Regions from separate parts of the Homo sapiens genome. Here all the other regions are linked to region 2. The links are chromatin loops, found by intact Hi-C in ENCODE. Cell type or tissue: dorsolateral prefrontal cortex. All regions are shown on one strand.

Evidence for each region. Hi-C counts contacts between places; a loop is a spot of excess contacts. Peaks named below come from ENCODE experiments on the same cell type or tissue, not always from the same donor. Only the 100,000 strongest peaks of a DNase experiment are listed, where the experiment ranks them.
Region 1: a loop joins it to region 2, with 2.4 times the contacts of the local background. A loop is called at or near these places in 2 of 110 quality-filtered maps.
Region 3: it touches region 2 in a loop (6-fold over the local background); 5 of 110 quality-filtered maps call a loop at or near these places.

Annotation. Positions count from the first base shown.
Region 1 is chr17:11,236,672-11,244,671 of GRCh38, forward strand. It overlaps SHISA6 (shisa family member 6), which reads left to right and starts at 4,542. Exons shown (of 6, transcript NM_207386.4): 1 at 4,542-5,389. The coding sequence starts at 4,752. In dorsolateral prefrontal cortex, CTCF peaks have their summits at 3,501 (motif pointing right) and 3,703; DNase peaks (open chromatin) are centred at 3,527, 3,734 and 5,236; H3K4me3 peaks cover 1,803 bases; H3K27me3 peaks cover 5,059 bases.
Region 2 is chr17:10,871,235-10,879,234 of GRCh38, forward strand. It overlaps LOC124903926 (a long non-coding RNA gene), which reads left to right and starts at 3,954. Exons shown (of 2, transcript XR_007065619.1): 1 at 3,954-7,070. In dorsolateral prefrontal cortex, CTCF peaks have their summits at 4,921 (motif pointing right) and 5,123; DNase peaks (open chromatin) are centred at 887, 4,388 and 4,937; H3K27ac peaks cover 1,386 bases.
Region 3 is chr17:11,743,264-11,751,263 of GRCh38, forward strand. DNAH9 (dynein axonemal heavy chain 9) reads left to right here. Exons shown (of 69, transcript NM_001372.4): 31 at 1,534-1,821; 32 at 4,293-4,503. Among named protein-coding and RNA genes, the nearest start is that of DNAH9, 150 kb to the left of the region's middle. In dorsolateral prefrontal cortex, a CTCF peak has its summit at 24; no DNase peak of the experiment used is centred here.

The sequences.
Region 1 (8,000 bases), 370 kb after region 2:
TTTTATATTTATATCTCTATGTACTATCTATCTATCTATTGATCTATATTTACTCATGCTACATGCCCATCGTGGGACACTATTTTTATTAGCTATCAGGCATTCCTCACTATAGTCACCTAAGTACTCACACTGACAAAAACCACTCCCATATAGAACATCGCTGATCACCATGCCAGAAGAAAATGAAAATTCTAGAGTGTCTTGCAGCAGCAATTAGATGCTCTGTTTCAAAAATAACACACATCATTTCTGCTCACAACTCATTGACTGATACTAGTCACTTTCCCCTCCTACTCACAAGTGGGCTAGGAATTGCAATTCTACTACATGCCTGGGAGGCAGAGATATTTGGTAAGCAGTGCTAACAACTATAAAATTGAGGCCGGATGCGGTGGCTCAAGCCTGTAATCCCAACACTTTGGGAGGCCAAGGCGGGTGGATCACCTGAGATCAGGAGTTCAAGACCAGCCTAGCCAATATGGTGAAACCCAGTCTCTACTAAAAATGCAAAACTTAGCCAGGCTCGGTGGCTGGTGTCTGTAATCCCAGCTACTAGGGAGGCTGAGGCAAGAGAATCGCCTGAACCTGGGAGACGGAGGTTGCAGTGAGCTGAGATCACGCCACTGCATTCCAGCCTGAGCAACAGAGTAAGACCTTGTCTCAAGAAAAAAAAGAAAAGAAGATCAACTTCAACTCTTAGCTGGTGCCCCAACCCCAAGGTAACAACATCCAGAGAAATAACACCAAAAAAAGAAGAAGAAAGAAGAAAGAAGGAAGGAGAAGGAGAAGGAGAAGAAGGAGAAGAAGAGAAGGAGAAGGAGGAGAAGGAGAAGGAGGAGAAGAAAGAAGAAGAAAGAAGAAGAAAGAAGAAGAAAAGAAGAAGAGAAAAGAAGAAGAAGAGGAAGAAGAAGAAGAAGAAGAAGAAGAAGAAGAAGAAGAAGAAGAAGAAGAAGAAGGAATTATCACTATTTTTAAGAGCAAGAAAATTTCCCCAGAAACCCCCTGCAAACTTCTCTCACTTAGTATTGGCTAGAACTGGATCATATGTCCCTTCTTAATCCCTGTGAAGGGGAAAAAGATTTATTATGTCTAGCTCAACCCAATCAGCATTTGCCTTCATTTGCCTTCTACAACCAGGGACTGGGTCACTCTCCCCTGAACCTCAGGACTGTCTGAAGTTGGTGGAGGTGTTGGAAGAGATGATTCTTCTCTGGTACTTTTTATTGAGTCAAATCCACAAAGAAAGAGCACTTTAATACTGTCAACAATTCAGGCGCTCAAACTAGAAGGAGAAAAGAGAAATGTATGGTGGTAACCAAGCAACCTTTTCTACTACAAAGGGCAAACCAGGAGGGCTGGAAATGTCAATAAGAAATACAGTGTACTGCAGCAAGAGTTGGGATATATAACCCCTAAGATCTTACACAACCCTGAGATGCTATTATTTCCATGAGTGTTGATGCCACCACTTATGAGCACAGGGGTTCAGGATACATTTATAGGTGGTGGTGGTCTGAGAAACCAAATCAGTTTCCCCTACTTAATGCCGCTGAACAAATCATTAGAGTCTGATGTGAGGAGGACACATTTCTCCTATCCATCATTAAGGGGCTCTCAGACATGGAAAAGCAAATTCTGGAATAATGAAGGGATGGTGAAGGCTCATGGAAGAGACAAAGAAGGGAATAGCTTAGAAATTGCACAGAGTGTAAAGGTAAATATATAAGGCTGTTGTCTTCAAATATGTTCTTATGATTCCCAAATGTATATGCCTGTCTTATCTTCTCTTCTGAGCTTGCAATTCTTGTGCAGGACAGCTCCACTTAGTTCTCTCAAAGGAACCACAACACGACTATTGCTAACTCTGTCCTGAACCTGCTTTTTCAGCCATGCTTATTTCCACTGTGGGCATCAACTCCCAGTAATCTACTGCATCCCTTCATCATTTTTTACCTGTATTATCAGGACAGCTTCCAAATTGCTTTTCCTGCGTCCAGTCCAGTGTTCCCTACTCCATTTGACTCAGAGATCCAGCAAACATGTAAAACTGACAGTGTCTTCTCCTGATTAAAACCCACCAACAGTTCCCCAGCAATTGTAGAATAAATTCAAGTTCTTTGCAAGGGAGGATTCAATACCCTCCTGCTAGCCTTATTTGGAAGACTCCCTCAGGGTTCACGCTAAACTGCTTGCATCCCTGCTCACACACCTTAACCACTTCCTGTCTTTCTGGTTCTGCTAAGGATGTTCCCTCTGCTGGGAGCCTCCTTCCCCTCTTGCTTGCTGTATTAACTCGTAATCCATTCTTCAAGATTCTGCTCTACCTCATTGAGAAAGCTACATTTGACCCCCATCTGTCCCCTTGCAGGCCTAGGCTGGGTGCCTGTCTTCTGCTCTCAGAGCACCCTGCCCGCCTTTATCATGAGACGTAACCTTGCCATGTGGAAATCATTTGTTTATCTGTCTCCCTAATGGTCTACAAGGTCCCCCTCCTTGAGGAAAGGGACTCTCTTATTCATTCTGCTGGCAGGGAGTAGGCACTAAACAAATGTTTGTTGGACAGAATCTTTAAGAAGAAGGTGGCAACTGAGAAGTTAAGGGAACGGGAGGAAGTGCAGAGGAAGAGGGAGGGAATGGAGACAGTAGCAAGTGGGGAGCTGCGGGGATAGTCTGTGCACCGCCCCCCACCCCACCCCCTAGTCAATATCAGGATCTCCCTCTTGTGTCTTGGAGTCTGAGTTCGAGCTCTAATATATCCATTCCACGGTTCCCAAAAGAGGAACTCTTCTGTTCCTGGATAGGGATCCCTTGTTTAGGTCACACATGAGTGGGACTGAACAGAAAGTCTCAGGGAAAATTCTCTACCGCCCTCGCTCTGACAGCCTGTTCCCTGCCTTCAGTTCCCTGCCTTCAACCAAAGCACGCTGGTCACGCAGGCAGAATCTTGGCCTTGGCCATCGCTTTTTGTTCTCAGTTCCCCCTACCTCCTCCAAGGACACACGCCAAGGATGGTACTATGATTCTCTTTTGGGATGGCCTCGTAGCTGTGAAAGTTAGACTCAGGCCTCCTTTCCACAGACCCAGACACGCAACTACCCCGGAAAGCACCCCCGCCCTGCACCCCCATCCTCCTCACCTCCCATAGGAGCTGCAGCACAGAGATTTCAACACAGGGGTTACAAAGCTGAGTCTCAGAGGTTCAGATAGCTTTCTAATGGCCTCGAGGCTCCGCGGGGAAAAAAAAAAGTATAGCAAAGAGTTGCCATCCAGTCCTGGGGCTGTCTAGCGCCTTTATGCGTAGTGGGTACGGGGTTGGGGAAAGAGTGACCAAGGGGAAGAGAGTGTAGGCTCAGCTCACGGGTCGCCCAACAGCCTCAGACAAGCCACTTGACCCCTGGACTCAGTTTGGGAACCTGTAGCAATGGGTTTGACCTCTTCTCCTGGCTGCGAGTATCACCACTAGGGAGAGGCAAAGGCTTGCAGAAACCCCAACTCCCGCTCAGGCAGCGCGCTGCCCCGGGCTCCGGTAGGGTGGGGACTGGTCGCGAAGGCTAGAGAAGGCAATGGCAGGGGAGGTCAGTCCCTGCCGCGGGCCGGCTGCAGAGCGGACGTTCCGCCCTGCTCCCGGCCCCCTCTTCGCCCGCCGGGTTCGCCGTGTCGAATAACTGCTGTCCGGAGCTTTCGTGACGCGGAGCTTCAACTGCTGCGATCCGGAAGAAGCGAAAAGGAGTCCCCCCCGCCCCGCACCCTGAGCGCCCGGGCGTGCAAACGTGGGTGGCGGAGAGCGGCTGCCCTCCCCTCCCCTGTCCCCCCTCCCCTCGCGGCGCTCCCGTGTGTGCGGGTGTGTGAGTGCGTGTGTCTCCCTCGCTCACTCTCGCACACGTTCCGGCACTAGTGCAGGCGGCGAGCCGGCGGCTCTCCGCTCGCTCGCTCCGGCAGCTGCGTTCCCGCCTCGCCCCGCCGCCGCCGCCGCCGCCGCCGCCGCCGCCTCTGCAGTCGCAGCCGGGCATGGTGAGTGAGTGAGGTCCAGCCGCCGCGCGCTCTCCCGGCTCGCCGCCGGACCCCAGCCTCAACCGGCTCCGTCCCAGGGAGCCAGCCTGCGGCGGGAGCGCGCTGCGGGGCCGGGCGGCTGGGGGACCCGGGCGGCCGAGCTGCGCCTGGAGGGGCGGCCCGTGCGCTCTCGGTTCCAGGCGCGCAGGGCCGCGGGACCCCGTCTTGGGAGCGGGCTCTACGCCCCTCCCGGCTCCGAGTCTCTCTCCTCGAGGGCTGCGCGCACCCTCCCCGCCCGCCTGCCCGCGGTTCTCCTCCTGCTCCCGGAGCGCCAGTCGCCCCACCCCGTGACCGGCTCCCCGTCTTGTCCCGCAGGACCCGCCCGGACGGGACCACGCCGCCGCCGCCGCCGCCGCCGCCCGGAGCCGCGCTTCGGGTCCTGCCTGAGCCGAGCCGCGCGCGGGGCCGCAGTCACCGCCGGCGGGGGATGGGGCTGCCCAGGAGGCGCGCCGAGCCCGCAGGGGGAGCGCGGAGCCGGCGCGCAGCCTGAGAGCCCGAGCAGCCCGCGCCGGGCCGGTCCGTGCGCACCGCGCGCCGCCGCCGCCACTGCCGCCCGCGCCTCGATGGCGCCATCGCCCCGGAGCCGCTGACCGCTCAGCGCCTCCAGCCCGGCCCGCGCGGCGGGTCCTCCGAGCCCGGCCCGCCGGGGGAGCGGCCTGCCGCGGAAGCCTCCCCGCGCCCTCCCGCCCGGCCCCGCCATGGCGCTGCGGCGCCTCCTGCTGCTGCTGCTGCTCTCGCTGGAGTCCCTGGACCTGCTGCCCAGCGTCCACGGAGCCCGCGGCCGCGCCGCCAACCGGACCCTGAGTGCAGGCGGCGCTGCCGTCGGGGGCCGGAGGGCCGGGGGCGCCCTGGCACGGGGCGGCCGCGAGCTGAACGGCACCGCCCGGGCGCCCGGAATCCCGGAGGCGGGAAGCCGGCGGGGGCAGCCCGCGGCGGCTGTGGCGGCGGCGGCCAGCGCGGCCGTCACCTACGAGACGTGCTGGGGCTACTACGACGTGAGCGGCCAGTACGACAAGGAGTTCGAGTGTAACAACAGCGAGAGCGGCTACCTGTACTGCTGCGGTACCTGCTACTACCGCTTCTGCTGCAAGAAGCGCCACGAGAAGCTGGACCAGCGCCAGTGCACCAACTACCAGAGCCCGGTGTGGGTACAGACGCCCAGCACCAAGGTGGTGTCGCCGGGGCCCGAGAACAAGTACGACCCGGAGAAGGACAAGACCAACTTCACCGTCTACATCACCTGCGGGGTGATCGCCTTCGTCATCGTGGCCGGCGTCTTCGCCAAGGTCTCCTACGACAAGGCCCACCGCCCTCCACGGGAGATGAACATCCACAGGTGAGAGCGCCGCGTGCCGCGCGCCCCGGTCTCCCCGCGGCCTCACCCTCTCAGCTTGCTTCCCCTGTCCTCTTCACTCTCGGCATCATCACACCTCCCCAGGCCCTCTAGTCATTTCCACCATCGCTCCTTTTGCATGCAATAAATCAGGGTCTTCTTGTGCCCCCTCCTCCATTTCTTCAGAACCGGGAATGCATGCTTTGGTGGTAGGGGGATTTACAAGGCAGAGTAAGAATTGGTTGAGTGCATGAAGTTCCAAGTGTAAGAATGTTACAAATTCTGTAATCGTGGATGAGGATCCAGGGTTCTGCTTTCCTGGCATGAGGGCACTTTGGTGTAGGTTCTTAATGGCATTTAGTTTTTTGAGTCAAATCAGAGTGTCATCTTCAATATAGGAAACTGACCAATGTTGGAACCTTACTGAAAGCGGTACCAAGTGGCTTAGGGTCAACTGAGATGTTCTCGTACATTAGGAATTGGGGTTTTATAGAAAGGATGCCTCCTGCCGGAAGTAGGGATAAAGATTTCTCCATTCCATGTTGACCAAGCACAGATGGTGTCTCCTCATTGCATCCTGCGGAGTGGGATGTTTATCTTTCCTGCTGAGACTAGAGGACTCGTTCTTTGAAACCCTGTAGGCAGAACTCTGAGTTAACAGTACTCGCCTGTGTTAAACCTGGTGGGGCATCTTTCACTGCTTACGTTCGAAAGACAGTGGGAGCTGCCTCCTACCAAAACTTACGCCAAGAGCTCAAACTATGGCAGTCCCTGGTTGCACGCTGAATGCTGCCCCGACGCACCATCTTGCCCCCCAGTGAGCCCTTGGGGAAGTCAAAGCCAAGGGGATGACAGAAACCCAGCCTCCCCTTAGAACTCTAGGAATGACACACCCAGAGGATGCAGAGTTAGCTCGGCTTCCTGTCCCCTCATGTTGATGGATGGCTGGACATGGTGCAAGAGTCCTCTCAGGGAACAAACCCTGCCCCGGGAGATGCCTCCATTTCTGTTGCATGGTGTGGGCACTGCCCTAGTCACCATGAGCACCCCCCAGACCACTGCTTGTCAGTCAGTCCTGCAGGCCCCCACACTGACCCATTCACCTTGAGCTCTTCTCTGCGTCCTGCTTGTTATTCTTACCACCTGAAAACCGCCTTCCTCGCTGCTGTGCACATTAATCACCCCTGCCTTGCTGAAGAGAGAGAAAGGCAGATAGAAATTTCTAGGCATGTTAAAAGAGCTGATTTTTTTTTTCTGCTTGATACTGTGGGTGTTGAGAGAAATGATACTCCCTGGAAGGTTTTATTGAGTCAAATCCACAAAGGGTGGGTACCTCAAACTCGCGTGCTGGAATTGGAGTGATTCCAAAAGGAGACCCTTTTATAAGGCTCTGTCACCCTGAGGTGCCTCCACCCTGTCTTCCACTTGCACCTCATGTCTCAGATAGTGCAGTAAGTATCCTCTTGTGTGAGAAACAGCCTGTGGTCAGTCTTGGCTCTCAAATGCAGAAGACAAGTGGGACGGTGAGCAAAATAAAGGCAAGAGACAGTTTCTTTTGCATCTTGTCTGGCAAAGAATTTTCTGTCTCGGCTCAGTGTGGAAAGAAAAGAAGGAATTGCCCGTGGGCAGGTGCTGTCCTGAAGCAGATGTGCTGGTCCTTATCATCCTTACACCTCTGCCTCAAGACTTGGAGGCTTGTCTCCTCTTCCCCTTCCCCTGTGGCCTTGGCCTCTCATTAAACCTTCTGCTCTGACCACAGCCGCTTGCTCGTTGATTCCTACACATCTTTCTTTAAGTTACTTTCTTTCTGAGCCATTGTTCTCTGTACTCAGGGAAAACTGCCTGCTGCCCTGACCCTTCCACCTCACACAGTTTATTCGTCATCGCCTGGGATGATACAGAGGGCGGTGTCCTCAAATGCTGGCAGCAGGCATCTTTGGATGCTGGCATTGGCACGTGACCCTGGAGAGGTCACTGTCCCTCTTGGTGTTTTCTCCCCTTCCCACCACCCTGATGCCCCTTACGCCAAACTAGGGTGAAGGTGATTACGGCATTGGGGCAGCTTCTCTCTGGGGTTGGGGAAGCAGAGTAACCACGGGAAGGGAGATGAATTTCAGGCCTCAGAGCTTTATGCAAATATGGGATGTTTCCCCCTCAAGTTCACCACCTGATTTTATTCAGTTCACAGCCTCTCTTCCAGCAGCTGCAGTCTTGCCTGATCAGTGCTTTGGAAACCATCATATCCGTGCCTGTTGGGTAGGGGACAATGCCTGTCTGTGTGTGGTAGGGGGACAGGGCATGGGGGATCCATCTACGACACTCCATGAATGACCTTGGGCAGGTCAGGGAAACTTATTTTTCAGTTCTGGGTAACTGAAGCACAATGTCCCAACTCAGCTTCTTGCTTCCGGGGCACGTCAGGGTGAGTGTGCAAGTTGATCTCAGACTCCTGGGGGTGAGTGTGACTACACCACTCTTCTCACTTTGCTCACACCTCAGAGACCACCGTTTGCCATTCTGGGGAGTATTTTTGTGTAGACTGTCTTGTTGGGCAATCAAGGTAGGGAAAAGGAGGGAGTGATAGAGACAGAGAAATATTCACACCGTAATGAGT
Region 2 (8,000 bases):
TCACAGTTTCCCTCTCAGCAAAGTTCTGGCTGCATTGCCGAGCAATAGCCAGGTGGCCTGCTTTGCTTCCATCCTTCTGTGCATTCTTTTTACAAGGTCTGAACAGGCTGGAGCTTCCCCAAATGCTTTGTGATGGGAATGGTCATGGAGGGCCTTCACCTATGGCCTCAAGTTGAGCCCCTGAAAGTATAAAGAGGCAACAATTTTGGCAAAGCAAGTTTGTTTTAAAGGTATAAGCATATATATGTCAGTGTTTTGGTCTTCCTTAAAGTAGAAATTACTGCTTCATGGTACCATTCGATCAGAACTTTGGTAACTGGTTCGTTAAATGAGAACATTCTTTTTTGTATCTGCCCATTTCTACCTGATCTCTGTCCCTGGAAAACATTTTGGGTGAATGCAGTCGCTTTTGTGGTCACTCTTAGACAATAACGACAAATTTGATATAATAATGTTACTTGGCTACTTCTAGGTAAGAGAAAATCTAGTCCAATCTAATATACAAACTCCAGACTCTCCTTCCACCACTTGGCCGATTTCAGGTTTGGAAGTCATAGTGGGGGAAATAGTTGTGATTGCTTCTCCACCCATTTCCATCTTACCTACCCTAACACCCCAGCAGACATTTTAGGACCCTCCTGTGTTGGGGTCGTAGGTGGGGAGGAGAGAGGAGAGGAAGGACAGAAGAGGCTTCCTGCACCTGCCTGTAACCTGTATGTGGCAGTAAGCATATGTCTCTCTCTCTCTGTGTGGCACTTTGTGAATTCCTCCATGAGCCCTCTGACTGCAGCCCCTAAAGCTGAGGAAGCCACCACACGTTGGCTGCCTTTGACTTTTTTCTCTTGACAGCTGTGCACCCAATGGCACGCCCACAGCTCCTGCTGAGATTGCCTCACTGCTGGCAGGAAGCCCACATGGGCAAGCTTCTTTTCTTCCTCTTCATTAAAAAAAAAAAAAACACTTAAGTGGTAACCTGATTATAAAAGCAACACACGTGACAACAGAATATTTCTAAAAATAAGAGAGCAGAAGATAATTAGTCAAATTCCCGCCACCTACGTCCCAAATGCCCATCAGCAGATGAATGAAGAAGCAAATCGTTGTACATTCCCACACTGGAGTACCACTCAGCGATAAAAAGGAGTGAACTATTGATACGACAACATGGTTGCATCTAAAAATAATCACGCTGAGTGAAAGAAGGCGGACAAAAAAAAGCATGCATACTGTCTGATTCCATTTCTATAAAATGCTCAAAAATACGCACTGATTTACAGTGACAGAGAGCAGAGCGGTGATTGCTTTTTAATGAGGCAAAGGGAAGGGTGGGAGGGATGGATGCTAAAGGAGTAGAAGGACGTTTCTGGGTGTGATGGATGAGTTCCTTATCTTGATTATGGAGACAGTTTTGTGCATGTATCAAATTGCATCCTTTAAGTACGTGCAGTTCTTTGTAAATCTATTATGTCTCAATAAAACTATTTAAACATTTTTACTGTTGGGCATATTCAGACAGGGTCTTTTTCTTTCTTTATTTTTATTTTTTATTTTACTTTAAGTTCCAGGACATATGTGCAGGACATGCAGGCTTGTTACATAGGTATACGTGTGCCACGGTGGTTTGCTGCCTCTATTGACCCATCCTCTACGTTCCCTCCCCTTGCCCCTCACCCCCCAACAGGCCCTGGTGTGTGTTGTTCCCCTCCCTGTGTCCATGTGTTCTCATTGTTCAACCCCCACTTATGAGTGAGAACATGTGGTGTTTGGTTTTCTGTTCCTGTGTTAGTTTGCTGAGAATGATGGCTTCCAGCCTCATCCATGTCCCTGCAAAGGACATGGTCTCATTCCTTTTTATGGCCGCATAGTATTCCATCGTGTATATGTCAGACAGGGTCTTTTTCTAGAAGGGCCATGGCTGGTTCTTTCCTGGACCACCCATCACAGGCTCCTTCCCCCACGCTCAGTGTAAGTGCAGCTTGCATCTTTGGCAGCCTCTGTATTCAGCTGTTGCCTATTACCTGTAGACTCTTTAGGAATGAGCCTGGCTGCCACCCAGGCTTCAGGGAGCCTCGATAGTTCTCCTTAAGTCCTGTCCTTTCTCTGACCTGAGGTGTTGGACCCGAAGCTTGCTCTCACACATGTGTGGAGAGCAACCCATATAAAACACCAATATCTCTCTTCAAAGATCTAATCCTTTGCATCTCTTTAACCTCCTGTGAGTCTCGGCTTTTTCCTCCATAGCCTGGAGACAGGTGCACATCTATTGAAAGCAGCAGTAGCTTTTGGCAATGCCCTTCGCCAAGCCTACACATGTGGTTCAGCATTACAGTGGGTGTCTACTTGGCACTCATTGTTTTTAGCTTTGGGGTCACAGCTGAAACTCTGAGATGACAAAAAGTCTCATTTTAATGACCTGTTTCACTTCCCTTTGGTTCACTGGGATACAAAGAGATGAATTTTTCCCAATATATTTTTAGAGGCATATTTATCATAAGAGCAGGCCAGCAGCCTCTCTGAGTGCTGAGGCCCTAATAGGGACTTGCAGTTATTGTATACCTACACCCCCACAAGGCCCCCAAAGATGCAGAGTGGACCTTTTGGTCCCTCTCCTCCCTTTGTCTAAGGACATCAGATAGTGATCATAAATATTCATCCCATCTATTTCCTGATGCTGGGAAGGGAAAATATTGCAAACACCACGAGCACTTGTTGAAGACACACATACGCCAGGCACTGTACCCAGAACTGACTCTACAGTGGTGATGGACAGGTCCTGCCCACGTGGATCCCCCAGTCTAGCAGACTGGACAACAGGATGGTGGCCTGGAGAAGAGGGTGAACATAAACTGGTGGACAAAGGGCCACATGGTTCGCCTCCAGAGATCTTCTTTAGAAAGGAGTCAAAGGGCTGGGCGCGGCGGCTCATGCCTGTAATCCCAGCACTTTGGGAGGCCGAGGTGGGTAGATCATGAGGTCAAGAGTTCGAGACCAGCCTGACCAACATGGTGAAACCCCGTCTCTGCTAAAAATACAAAAATTAGCCGGGTGTGGTGGTTCACACCTGTAATCTCAGGTATTCAGGAGACTGAGGCAGGAGAATCACTTGAACCTGGGAGGTTGCAGTGAGCTGAGATTGCGCCACTGCACTCCAGCCTGGGCAACAGAGTGAGACTCTGTCTCAAAAAAAAAAAAAAAAAAAAGAAAAGAAAAGAAAAGAAAAGAGTCAAGGGTGAGCAGTGCAAGGCTGAACAGCTTTCCATATTAGCCAAATACACCACCTCCGTCAGGATCCTCCCTCATAGAAGTCACCAGCACAGAAATGAGTCAGAACATTGTCACGTGAGCAATGGGAGCAGAATCTCCCCTCCTCGTGTCCTTGCTGCTGGGCCACAGGCCAGTGGTAGGCCTCTAAAGGGTTTAGAGTCACACAGGATGATGAAGGGGACAAATCAAGAAGAAAAGAAAAAAGGGAGCTTGCCAGGCACCTTCTTCTGCACCTCCAATTCCAAATGCACTCAGTGGATGCGTGGGAAGTGCTGAATCACATATGAAAGCAAAGCTTTAAACAGGATAGACCAAGCTTTAACAACAACAACACAAAAGCTTGAATGTCTACGAAGTTGGATCTGCATCTCATGGAGAGCCCAGGAGGTTTTTGCAGAGTACAGCTGGTAATAAAAATATGGAGGATCTAGGCCAGGTGCAGTGGCTCACGCCTGTAATCCCAGCACTTTGGGAAGCCAAGGCAGTCTGATTGCTTGAGCTCAGGAGTTAGAGACTAGACGGAGCAACATGGGGAAAACCTGTCTCTACAAAATACAAAAAATTTAGCAGGGCGTGGTGGTGAGCACCTGTAGACCCAGCTACTTGGGAGGCTACTTGCTTGAGGCCAAGAAGTTGAGGCTGCAGTGAGCCGTGATCGTGCCATGCATTTCAGCCTGGGTGACAGAAGACAGAAAAAGACCATGTCTTAAAAAAAAAAGAGGAAGATTTACCATGCCTCAGAGACTAAGTGCCTTACATTGTAATATAAAGTCTTTGAATCCTCACAATGACCCCAGGAGGTAGGTGCTGTTATTAACATCGTCCTTTCCTCCATGAGGCTAATAAGACACAGAGAGATTAAGTGTCTTGTCCAAGGTCATAGAGCTAGAACCTTGACTCCAGAAACAGCATCTGCAACCCCCAACCCCCCACCCTCGCGGCCTTTTGCCTATTCTGCAATCTCATGAAATTTCCTTTCCTTCTTTGAGGCCAGGAGCTCTCCAAGGTGCTGGAGAGAGGCCCAGAAGCAGCGTAGAGAGGCAGCCCCGCCAGACCCTGCAAGACCATAGTAAGGACCAGGATTTTATTTTGAGAATTAAGGGAAACCACAGGCGTCTAAATGAATCACTGCTGCTTCCGCGCTGTCATAGCCAGCACTCTGGCTGTGTCTCTATTTAGCACTTGAGAGCTGGCTGTTTACGTGCCTACTTCTCCTTCTGGACTGGAAATGTCTTAGAGCAGGGACTGCATCTTAGCCATTTTTATATCTTCTTCACGCTGTCCCAGTTACACAGCACAGTGCTGGCATATATTAAACATTTAGTACCTGTTTATTGAATGAAATTAAAGTAGAAATGGATTCTTAATTATCTTTGAAAAATCTCATTTTCCGGCAGCCCAATTAATTTCAAAGAGACTCAGGAATTTCTACAGTATCATGGCAATAACAATGGTAATGTTAATTCCGGTTACTAAGCTCTCAGTGTTACATGCTGGGATTTGGGCAAAACACTTTATATCACCCTTAGTATATTGAGAGAGAGGTACTCTAGGTCCTCCCAGTCACTGGTAGTCCTTTCCCAAGCAGAAGACTCACCTGGGCGAGCTTATAAATCCCAGAGGTTAAGGAGAATACGATTTCACAGGAGTGGCCACTAGGTGGTGGTGTGACACCATCATCACCTCGCCGTGGGCTAGTGGGCAACTTGGACCAATTGCGCGGGGCCGGTGGAGTGGCTGGGGGCCTCTTGGGAATCAAGATGGCCAAGATGGGGGTCTGTGCACCAAACTCTGTAGTTGAAGTTGAGGGCTTTCCAGTTTATGCTGCCCATGAGCAGATGAATGGAGAGGACTCTTACTAAGCCAGGGTGCATTTTCTTCTTGTTGAAATCTGAAAATTATTCACTTCATTTCAACTCAGTTGAACAAGACATTATTGAGTCTCAGCTCTCACTAACACCCCCTCTGTCTTCACACCCTCTATTTTAGACTGGATTGGGGTGTGGGGACAGGAAGGCCACCAGTCCCAGTTCTCACATTTATGAAGAACATGATTAGGCATTTAATGTTGCATTCAAATAAGGCCATGCATACGATCATTATATCCCTCCCGATGTTAAAACAGTTTATTCGTTCTTACGAATAATGGTATATTTAAGTTGTACCATTATTTTTGTGCTCTTTTTTTAGCATACCTTCGTTTTAAAAATATGTCAGCATCTTTAGATATTGGAAGTATTTAGGACTCCTTTCTCAATTTTTGAAGAGCTACCTGTTTGAAGAGCAACTAAAATGCTTGCAGTCCCATCAAAATAACTAATCGACCACGCTTTCTCTGATTTTATTGTTTTTGCGCTTGCTAATTTCCACTTCTGGAACAGTTTCTTCTCTGTCTTAAGTTGATCTATTCCTGCCTATTCTTCAGATTTTAGATTGGACATCACCTCCTGTGCAAAACAAGAGCTTGTTAGGTGCTTGCTTTTACCCCATTGTTATTCTTTCTACTATGCTGTAATTCACGAATCCTTCTCTGTGTCCCCTAAAAGATCAGGGGTTCTCAACTTGGGGTATTTGGACCTTTAGGCTATCCATGATATGCCCTTAAAATTTTGTATTATTTACTTACTGCCACAATAATACAGAATAAGAGCAACCACAAAACCTCAGTGGCCCATAGTAAGTGAATATTTGTTATGTGTCTAGAGTCAGCTGAAATTCAGCCAGGCAGGGGTCCTGCCACTCTTGGATGGGCTTGTTTACACCTCTGGGATTACCTGACTGCTGGCTGATGGAGATTGGCCCTTGCTGCGGCAACTGAGCCGTGTTCCACATGCTTCCCATCTCCCTTCTGGACTAGAAGGCTAACCCAGGAGGTCCTTCTCATAATGGTTGTGGAAATGCAAAAGATCAGGCCCCAAAATGCAAGTCTGTTTCATCAGCTTCTGCATTGGCCATTCCCACTAACATCCCTTTGACCAAAGCAAGTTACATGGATGAGCTCAAATTCAAGTGGTGGGGAAGGCCCCCCTACTCACAGAGGGAAGGTTGGCCATGCTGCGTGGCCAAGGGCATCATTCAGAAAAGAGAGAAGAATTAGGGCCATTGCTGCTATCTACCATGGATTGTATGCCAAAATACTGTATATTTTCTGGAAAGATGATCTAAGGCTTTTACCAATTTCTTACTGGGACCCATATCTGCAAAAGTTCAAGAACCTCTGATATAGACCCAACTTTGAGTTTAGGGACTATATTTTCTTTATTTGTATATCTTCAAAACCTAAAATATAGGGCCTTGATCATAACAGGCGCTCAATAAATGTATGTAGAATGAATGAGTGCCTTTTGTATGCAGGCCATGTATAGTATTAGGTTCTGGGGATACAGAATTTAGCCAACCAAGGACTCTATTCTCAAGGAGCTTCTACTATGTGTGCTCTCTGAGAGAGCTGTTTTTCAGGGGTTGGAGTCAGGAGGCAGGTGGACATCCTTCCGCCTCAGCCAGTATGTGTTTGCATCATTATGATGCCTTGAGGGTGAAATTCAAGAAAGAACAAGTTCAGGGGAAACATAATAAACAAAGATGCTCAACTTCTGGGGTCCCAAATGTGAATTATCCTGCAGAAACCATATGCTGTGCAAGTAAACATATATGTGGGCATAAAAAAATAGAAGTGGAGACCTCATATTTGTTGGTGTCACAAAGTGAATAATGCATTTTCTTAGCAGCTAGTTCCAGAATCCCGGTCCAACAAGGAGATTGCCTCTGTCCAAGAAAATATCTTGATAAGCTGCTCAGGGCAGAAGGTGAGAGACCCTGAAGGCATGGGTGTCCAGTGAAATGAATTGTTTATTTTTTCCTCACAATGCAGGAAAGAGACAAAGGAGATAGAAGAAGTGGAATAAGGGGAAAGATAAGAACTGGAAAGCTGAACCATAGCCCAGACCCAAGCAGGAGAAAGAGCAAGAAATGCCTATGAGAAAGCCGGAAAGAAACCCCTGGAATTTGGAAGAAAATGTCTAAAAGGTTGTTTTCAGGAGATGGCTGGAAGGTGTTCTCTGGGACCCTCCCTCATGACTCCTAAGTAACCACACTTGCAAATGCATCTTGCATTTTGTTTCCTCCAGCTTTGTTTTGGTTTTGCTATCATGGAACTGAGAAAAAGACTGAGTTACTCATCAGGATTGGTGTGGTCCCAAAGAGATATCACTTGGTAAATGTAGTAACAGATTTAGTAGCAGGACCCTGGAGATGGAGGTTTCTAGGCTTGTGCTTCTGAAGTCTTAGGGACTTGGGGAAGGGTCTGGAAGCTCAGAGACTGTGGAACCATGGGATATCAGGGCATCTGTGCCTGGCACTTGCTCTACGACACTTTCTACTTGTAATGTTGGGCTGGTTTCTTAAATGTTCTGCTTCTGTTTTCTCACCTCTAGACTGAGGATAATAGTATCTTCTTCCTGGGGTCTTGGGGAGCTATCTAATGAGAAATGGAGACATCATACAAGACATAGCACCTGGCACACACACTTATACATGTTAGCTCTCATTATTTTAGATGTCACTGGGTTGTTATTATTATTTCTTTTGTTGTTCCCAGTAGCTGACATTTGGGTAGCATTGGCCTGGTGGACTGGAAGCAACACAGGACTGAGGGTCAGAAAACCAGTCTGGTCTTTGCTCCTCCCCTAAACAGCCATGCGACCTTGAGGAAGTCACTTTGCCCTTCCAGGCTTCAG
Region 3 (8,000 bases), 870 kb after region 2:
AATTTTAAATGAACCCTTAATGATTCTATGTTCTGGATATTTCTCAGACAAGTCTCATTTCCTTTCCCTATTCATTGCTACCACTTGAGTTCCAAGCACCCATATCTTTTGCTTAAACTATTGCAACTGCCTTTCTACTAGTTTTTCCACCTCTCTTCTAATTCCTCAGATCTGTTCTTTAGCCACTTGCTAGAGTGATTATTTAAAAACGCTCCTCACTGGTCCCAAGATAGAGACCAATGTCCTTATCACTCTCTGCTAAATACTGCAGGGTGTTCTGTCTCCTCCTACCTCAACAGCAGCGGCTCACAGCTCTCTCCCTGTCGTGTGATGCTCCATCTCCATTGATCTTTTCTGAGTTCCTTGAAATTGATTGTCTTCTCACCTGAGCCTGTGGACATCCTGTTCTCACTTGCCTTGACTGCACTTCTTTTTCGTCTGTGCCTGACTGAATTCTACTCCTTCAAGGTCTTCTTTAATACCATTTCCTTAGGGAAGTCTGATCCATATCCTGGGTACAGCCACTGTGTTCTTTGTCATCATTGCATAGCACATTTTTCCTTGGCTGCATTTTTTTTTTTTTTGAGATGGAGTCTCCCTCTGTCGCCCAGGGTGGAGTGCAGTGGCGTGATCTCGGCTCGCTGCAACCTCCGCCTCCCAGGTTGAAGTGATTCTCCTGCCTCAGCCTCCTGAGTAGCTGGGATAACAGGCACCCACCACCAACCCCAGCTAATTTTTGTATTTTCAGTAGAGACGAGGTTTCACCATATTGGCCAGGCTGGTCTCGAACTCCTGACCTTGTGATCCACCTGCCTCGGCCTCCCAAATTGCTGGGATTACAGGTGTGAGTCACCGCACCTGGCCTCCTTGGTAGCATTTGTCATGGCTCTAATTAAGTAGCAATCTGCTACAAATCAAGTAGAGGAGCTTGGGCTTCAACAGAAGTCTGTCTGAGTTCAGACTCCGTGCTCTGTTCTGCCCACTACAGCTCCTTCCCACACCATGCTGCCACCTGAAGCCTAGTATCAGCAGTGTGGTCCACTCTCCCACAGACCCTACTAGCAGCACTGTGACCAGGGGGTTCATATTTGACAGAACCCACTTTAAGGAGCTCTTCTTTAAACCTCTTTTCCCATAGAATGTGAAGGCCTCCAAGGTGGCACATGTAAGCTCAGCGTCTACCATCTCTAAGAGTTAACATGGCTCCCTCCTTGACAGCCCTTCCAATTCTACCTGCTGAGTGTGCAAGGAGTAGCCAGATAGGTTTGAAAATGGTTCTGTTTGATCTCTTTGACCCCCCACATCATTTGTATGTTCTGTGTCTGCCCTGCTGTCATCACAACTGGAAAAGTAGCAAGTGTTAGACCAGGAACTAAATTCTGGGATCATCATTTTCTAAGTCATCCCTTCCCACGTCTCTGTCCAGGCTTCAGAGGTGACCTAATGCTCATAGCATATCTATGATTCTGCAGACACTCACCCCAGCACATGGTGTTCTGTCTCTCTGTCACTTTGATCTAACACTGCCCACAGGATCACTACGACTGGGGCCTACGGGCCATCAAGTCCGTGCTGGTGGTGGCAGGATCCCTGAAGAGAGGAGACCCTGACCGGCCTGAGGACCAGGTCCTGATGCGCTCCTTGCGGGATTTCAACATCCCCAAGATTGTGACTGATGACATGCCCATCTTCATGGGCCTGATCGGGGACCTCTTTCCCGCCCTGGATGTCCCCCGGAGGAGAGACCCCAACTTCGAAGCTTTGGTTAGGAAGGCGATAGTGGATCTGAAGCTCCAGGCTGAGGACAACTTTGTGCTCAAGGTACATGTGGTTTTTCCTCCCAGGATTTCTCTATCTCTTACTTATTGTCCAGGATAATGGGTTATCCTTCATCCATAATCCAAAGGGTTGTTTTAGATGTACAAATATGTATCTAGTTAGTAATAACTCAATTCATTTCAACCACTCTTAACTGGGGACCCACAATGTGGAATGCATGGTAGGGAATACAAGGGAAAGTTGGAGGATCCTTACTTTACAGCCCTTCCATTCTGTTTGGTGTACCTCAGCCTGAATGCCAACTATCTGCTCACTCACCCATAAATGAAAGGACAAAGACAGAGGCCAAGATCTGGCCACATCTACAGAACCTCCACTCAATCCTACTATCCTGGATAGAGACCAGCAAAAGAGAACACCCAAAACCAGCAGAGGAGAATACCCCTCCCAGCCTCCTGGAAAACACAGCACAGCTCCTTATTTAACCTTGAGGCTTACCAGATATTGAAGAAACCCGACAACACGCAAGATAAAGACAGATGGACAGACACAGACACACACACACAACAAAAACAGCCAGTGAAAATAACAAAGAGAATATTCTTCAAGTTATAATTAGCGTCTTTGAAGGAAATTTTAAAAAATGATATCCATCAAACAAGAATTAGATGCCATTGTACAAAGAAAGCACTATTGGAGAATTATAAAGACCTCTTTTAAATGTAAAATTGTATCATCTATGGCATTCAAAATTCAGTGAGAGGATGGGAAGATAAAGGCAACATCCCAGGATAAAGTTATAAGCAGTATTATGTATTGTGTGTGTGTGTGTATGGTAAAATATTCACACATGCACACACACACAGATACAGAAAGTGCGAGAGGTGAGATGATGTATAGAGGATCAATTTAGGTTATCCAACATGTTACCAGTAAGAATTCTAGAAAAAGAACAGAAAGATAACTAGAGCTGGAAAGACATGTATCCACATTGGAAAGACAGTACTGAACAGAATGACTTCAAATGAATCTGTGCAGTGACACATCATAATGCAATTTCAGAGGTCAAGAGTCAAGAGAAAAGAATAAGTCTCCTAGTTGAGTGAGGAGGTAGTACTAGTGTATTAATACCTGAGACTGGGTAGTCAGGAAAGAGGTTTAATTAACTCACAGTTCTGCATGGCTGGGGAGGCCTCAGGAAACTTACAATCATGGCAGAAGGTGAAGGAGAAGCAAGTCCTTCCTCACAAGGCAGAAGGAAAGAGAGAGAAAGAGTGGAGGGGAAATAAAGAGCTGCAGACACCCTTTGTCTTCCTTGCACAGTGCATTTTTCCTTTGTAACATTTATCACAGATCTAATTAAATAACAATCTGCTACAAATCAGGTGGAGGAGCAAGGGCTTGAAATGAAGTGTAAGATCAGACTCCATGCTCTGTTCTGCATGCTACACCTCCTCCCTGCACCATGCTGGTTATAAAACCATCAGATCTCGTGAGAACTCACTCAGTATCACAAGAACAGCATGGGGGAAACTGCCCCCATGATCCAACCACCTCCCACCAGATCCCTCCCTCGACACATGGGGATTCGAGATGAGATTTGGGTAGGGACACAAAGCCAAACCATATCAACAAGTGATCCAGGAAAGGAATGAAATTTAAAAGGAGCTCAGAATCTCTTGTCAGCTAAATTGGATATTTGAGAATAAGAAAAGCAGTCCTTCAAAGTTTTTAAGGGAAATGATTTCAAGACTAGAATTCTATACAACCAAATTATCATCCATGATATTCTCAGACTCATAAATGTTACTTCTTATGCACCCTTTTTGAGTAAGTTACTTGAGGACATACTACAGCAAAACAAGAATGAAAAACAAGAAAAATATTGTGAGATTCAAAAAAATCAAGAATCAAGAAAAAAAATCCTGAAATGACAGCCGTTAGCAGGCCTAGAAAGCAATCAATTCAAATTAGAGCTGGAAGTCAGTAGTCTCCCAGAAAAGAGAACCTTAAGAAAAGTGAATTTATTCAAAGCAAGAATAGAGTAATAAGCTGAAAGTTCTTATGTGTTTTATTGAACTTCTAAGTTGTGGGGACTTGTAAGTTATGTGTACAAAATCAATTGTTCCCTCCTCTCTGTTTCCACAGCACCTTATAAATACCTCTAAGATAGTACTTATCCTCTTACCTTAGAATAATTTGTCCACATGACTTTCTTCTCCATCACACTATAAGATCACAGAGGGCAGGAGGATCACATCTGAATCCCCCTCGCCTGGCACACTCTGTAGCACTTGGTTGGTGACTAATAATTATATAACTGAATGATGAATACAGGAACAAATGAATCATGTTGCCCCTATATTTCAGACCTCCTGACATCTTGGGGTAGATAACTCTTCCTCTGTTGACTTCAGGTCTCACTTCAGACACCAGCTGGGGTCACAGAAGAGCAGTTGGGATGCAGGTGAGTCACAGGCTGGTCCCTCTGGCTGAATTTCCTGCCTCCTCAGGTGGTCCAGCTGGAGGAGCTCCTGGCTGTGCGGCACTCTGTATTTGTGGTGGGTGGCGCTGGTACCGGCAAGTCACAGGTGCTGAGGTCCTTGCACAAGACCTATCAGATCATGAAACGGCGCCCCGTCTGGACTGACCTCAATCCCAAAGCAGTCACAAATGATGAGCTCTTTGGCATCATCAATCCAGCCACAGGAGAATGGAAGGATGGTAAGAGTGGGATTCTCCCAGGAGAAAGTCTCTGCTAGCCTCAGAGTCCCTGTGGCGGGCTTGGATGCAGTTGGGTGAATTGCAGAAGCAAACATTGGACTGATCTGTTTGGAACCGCGGAGGGAGACAAAAAAGCCAGTAGAAAGGGAGAAACCAATTTTGGCTTGCAGGGGAACTTCAGTTTTTCAGATATTCTCCCTCCTTGGGGACCTCTTCCAGCTGCCTTTTAGAGAGTGCATTTAAAGAGGATAAAGCTGGCTGGGCACAGTGGCTCACGCCTGTAATCCCAACACTTTGGGAAGCGGAGGTGGGTGGATCACGAGGTCAGGAGTTCGAGACCAGCCTGGCCAATATGGTGAAACCCTGTCTCTACTAAAAATACAAAAAAAAAAAAAAAAAAAAAAAAAAAAATCAGCTGGGCGTGGTGGTGCACATCTGTAGTCCCAGCTGCTCAGGAGACTGAGGCAGAAGAATTGCTTGAACCCGGGTGGTGGAGGTTGCAGTGAGCCAAGATCGTGCCACTGCACTCCAGTCTGGGTGACAAAGCAAGACTCCATCTCAAATAAATAAATAAGATAAAGCAACATAGGCATTCAGCTGTAGTTCACTGACTCTGGAGTATGAGCCGTGGTGTAGAGTGTTAATGCTGCCTGGCAGTAGACTTCAAGTATGTGTTGGGTAGGGAAGCCCACGGCTCATTCCCAAAGAAGTGGTGCAGTCTGGCATCCTATAAAGGGCACGACTCCCCTATTTGATGTTGCCCCAGCAGTGATGGGGAAGCTGCATGCTACAGAACCTTGTGCGCATGCCAGGCCCCTGATGATTATCCATTCAATCTCAAGAGGGCCCCTAGAGCCATATTCCTTTCTACAGTGATTCAGAGGCCCCCAACCCTGGGTGCTGATCTCAGCCTTACCTTCAAAGAACTAAACTTCACCAATAGACATTGTAAAGGGTCGTTTGGCACTGGAGGACAGCAGAAAAGAAAGTTGAGGGGGAAAAAAAGAGGTCCTTGAGCTGATAAGGAGGACCTCTTTCTAAAACCTATGTAGCTTCTGGAATGAGGAAATCTCAGCTCCTTCCTGATGTTTCAATGTCTGACCACATCCGGGTCAAACTCTCTGGATTTCTCTAATTTAGGAGCTTTCATCTGAGGTCTAGAACACAAGGATTTAACAACCAGAGTCTAATTTTTATTTTGCTGTTAATGAGACTTAGCATCTTTCCTTCTTATTGATCTTAGTAATTTGCTCTTTTGTGATTTTATTTCCTGTTTTTCTTACCAATTTTTAAGAGGGTTTTTTTTTGTTTTTTTTTTTGTTTTTTTTTTTTTTTTGAGACAGAGACTCACTCTGTCGCCCAGGCTGGAATGCAGTGGCACAATCTCAGCCGACTGCAAGCTCTGCCTCCCAGGTTCACGCCATTCTTCTGCCTCAGCCTCCCGAGTAGCTGGGACTACAGGTGCCTGCCACCACGCCCAGCTAATTTTTTGTATTTTTAGTAGAGACAGGGTTTCACCGTGTCAGCCAGGATGGTCTCAATCTCCTGACCTCATGATCCTCCCGCCTCAGCCTCCCAAAGTTCTGGGATTACAGGTGTAAGCCACCATGATGCCAGGCCAAGAGTTTTTTAATATATCAAAGATATTAACCCCTTATCTGTCACATGCATTGCTAATGCTTCCCCAACCTATTCTTTGTCTATAGACACTTTATTCTCCCATGCTCTTTTTAACAAAGGAAATTATGCCTGTCTAGTCTTTTTAGCATCTGGGATTTCTATTAGTTTATAATTCTTCAGCTGCTGATCTAGTATCATAAATTTGGTCAAAAAAGATTCTTTTTACATTAACATTTTTTATCCATCTGGAATTTATGTTGGGGCTTAGTATGAGGCAGGGTACAGAATCAACTTTATTTCCTTCTAGATGGATAATTGATTGTAACCGTACCATTTATTAAGTAAACTATCCTTTCCCTCTGAATTTAAACACCAGCTTGTCATTTACTAAATTGCATATGTATATTGAGATCTGATTCTGGGCTTTCTATTCTGTTTGACTCACCTGTTTATCTAATCCTATACTAATGTCATTTTATTTCAGTTACAATCATTTTATAACATATTTTAATATCCAATGAGGTAAGTCCCTCCTCAGTAATCTTTTGTAATTTTATTGTCTTGTCTCAAGCACTTCTTTTTTCATATTAAATATAAGCTCAATAATATAATTCAAACTTTTAAGTCTGAATTCTAGTTAAAATTTTATTAGATTTATACATTAAATTTGGGAAAATTGACAAGATATAATAATCACAAGTCTGTGTTCACTGAACAAGGTAACTTCGAAGTAAATGGAACATAGCCTTTAAAATATGTTTAGGGGCCAGGCACAGTGGCTCATTCCTATAATCCCAGTGCTTTGGGAGGCCAAGATGGGAAGATCATTTGAGGCCAGGAATTTGAGACCAGCCTAGGCAACATAGTTGAGACCCCATGTCTACCAAAAAAAAAAATTTTTTGGATAACTTTAAAAGAATACAAATCAACAGGTTATTTTAGTTTTATTTATTTATTTGTTATCTGTTTTTTATTTTCAAAATTAATTCCAGTAAACAGAAAAATAAGTACATAAAGGAATTGGCAATTATATCACCAAACTCAATATAATAACAAAGTTATAGAACTTTTTATCCCATAAATAGAAAGTATTCCTTTCCTGATTGGTTCATGTAACATTTCCAAAAATTAAAAATGTAATTGGCTACAGAGAAAGCTATAATGAATTCAACAATATCAATTTACAGGTCACATTCTCTGATAATAATGGAATAGAATTAGAAACAAATAGCAAGAAAGTCACCAAAAATGATTTTACTACTTGCAAATCAAGAAATGCTCTCTTAATTCCTGTATCAAAAAGGAAATTTAATTGCAAACCTCTCTAGGATGCAATAAAAAAAATACTTCATACAAGAACACCTATGGGCTCCATCTAAAACCTCTAAGGGAAAACTTTTTAAACTCACTTTATTATAAAAGGTAGGCTGGAAGTAAAGGAAGTTAATATTCATCATAAGAAATTGTTCAAACTAAACACAAAGAAAATGACGGAAAAGGAACTGATAAAGATAAAAGCTGAAATTAGTCACTAGGAGGAACACAAACAGATTATATAAAAGATAAATAAATGTAAATATTGGTTCGCTGTAAAGACCAATAAGATAAGTCTATTGTGAGAGTGATTAATGGGAAAAAAGAGTAAATATACATATAATTTGGAATTAACAGACAAGAGTAAAGTAGAAGAAAATATTTAATTGATGACACATACTTGAAAAACTAAAAGAAATAAATCAACCCCTAGCAAAATATAAATTAATAAAATTTCTTCATTAAGAAGTAGAAAAATTGAGTAAACTAGTGAAAAGAAAAAGTTAAAAAAGAGTAGAGCAAAAAACAGATAATTTCAAAATCATGAAAAGATAACTCTGAAA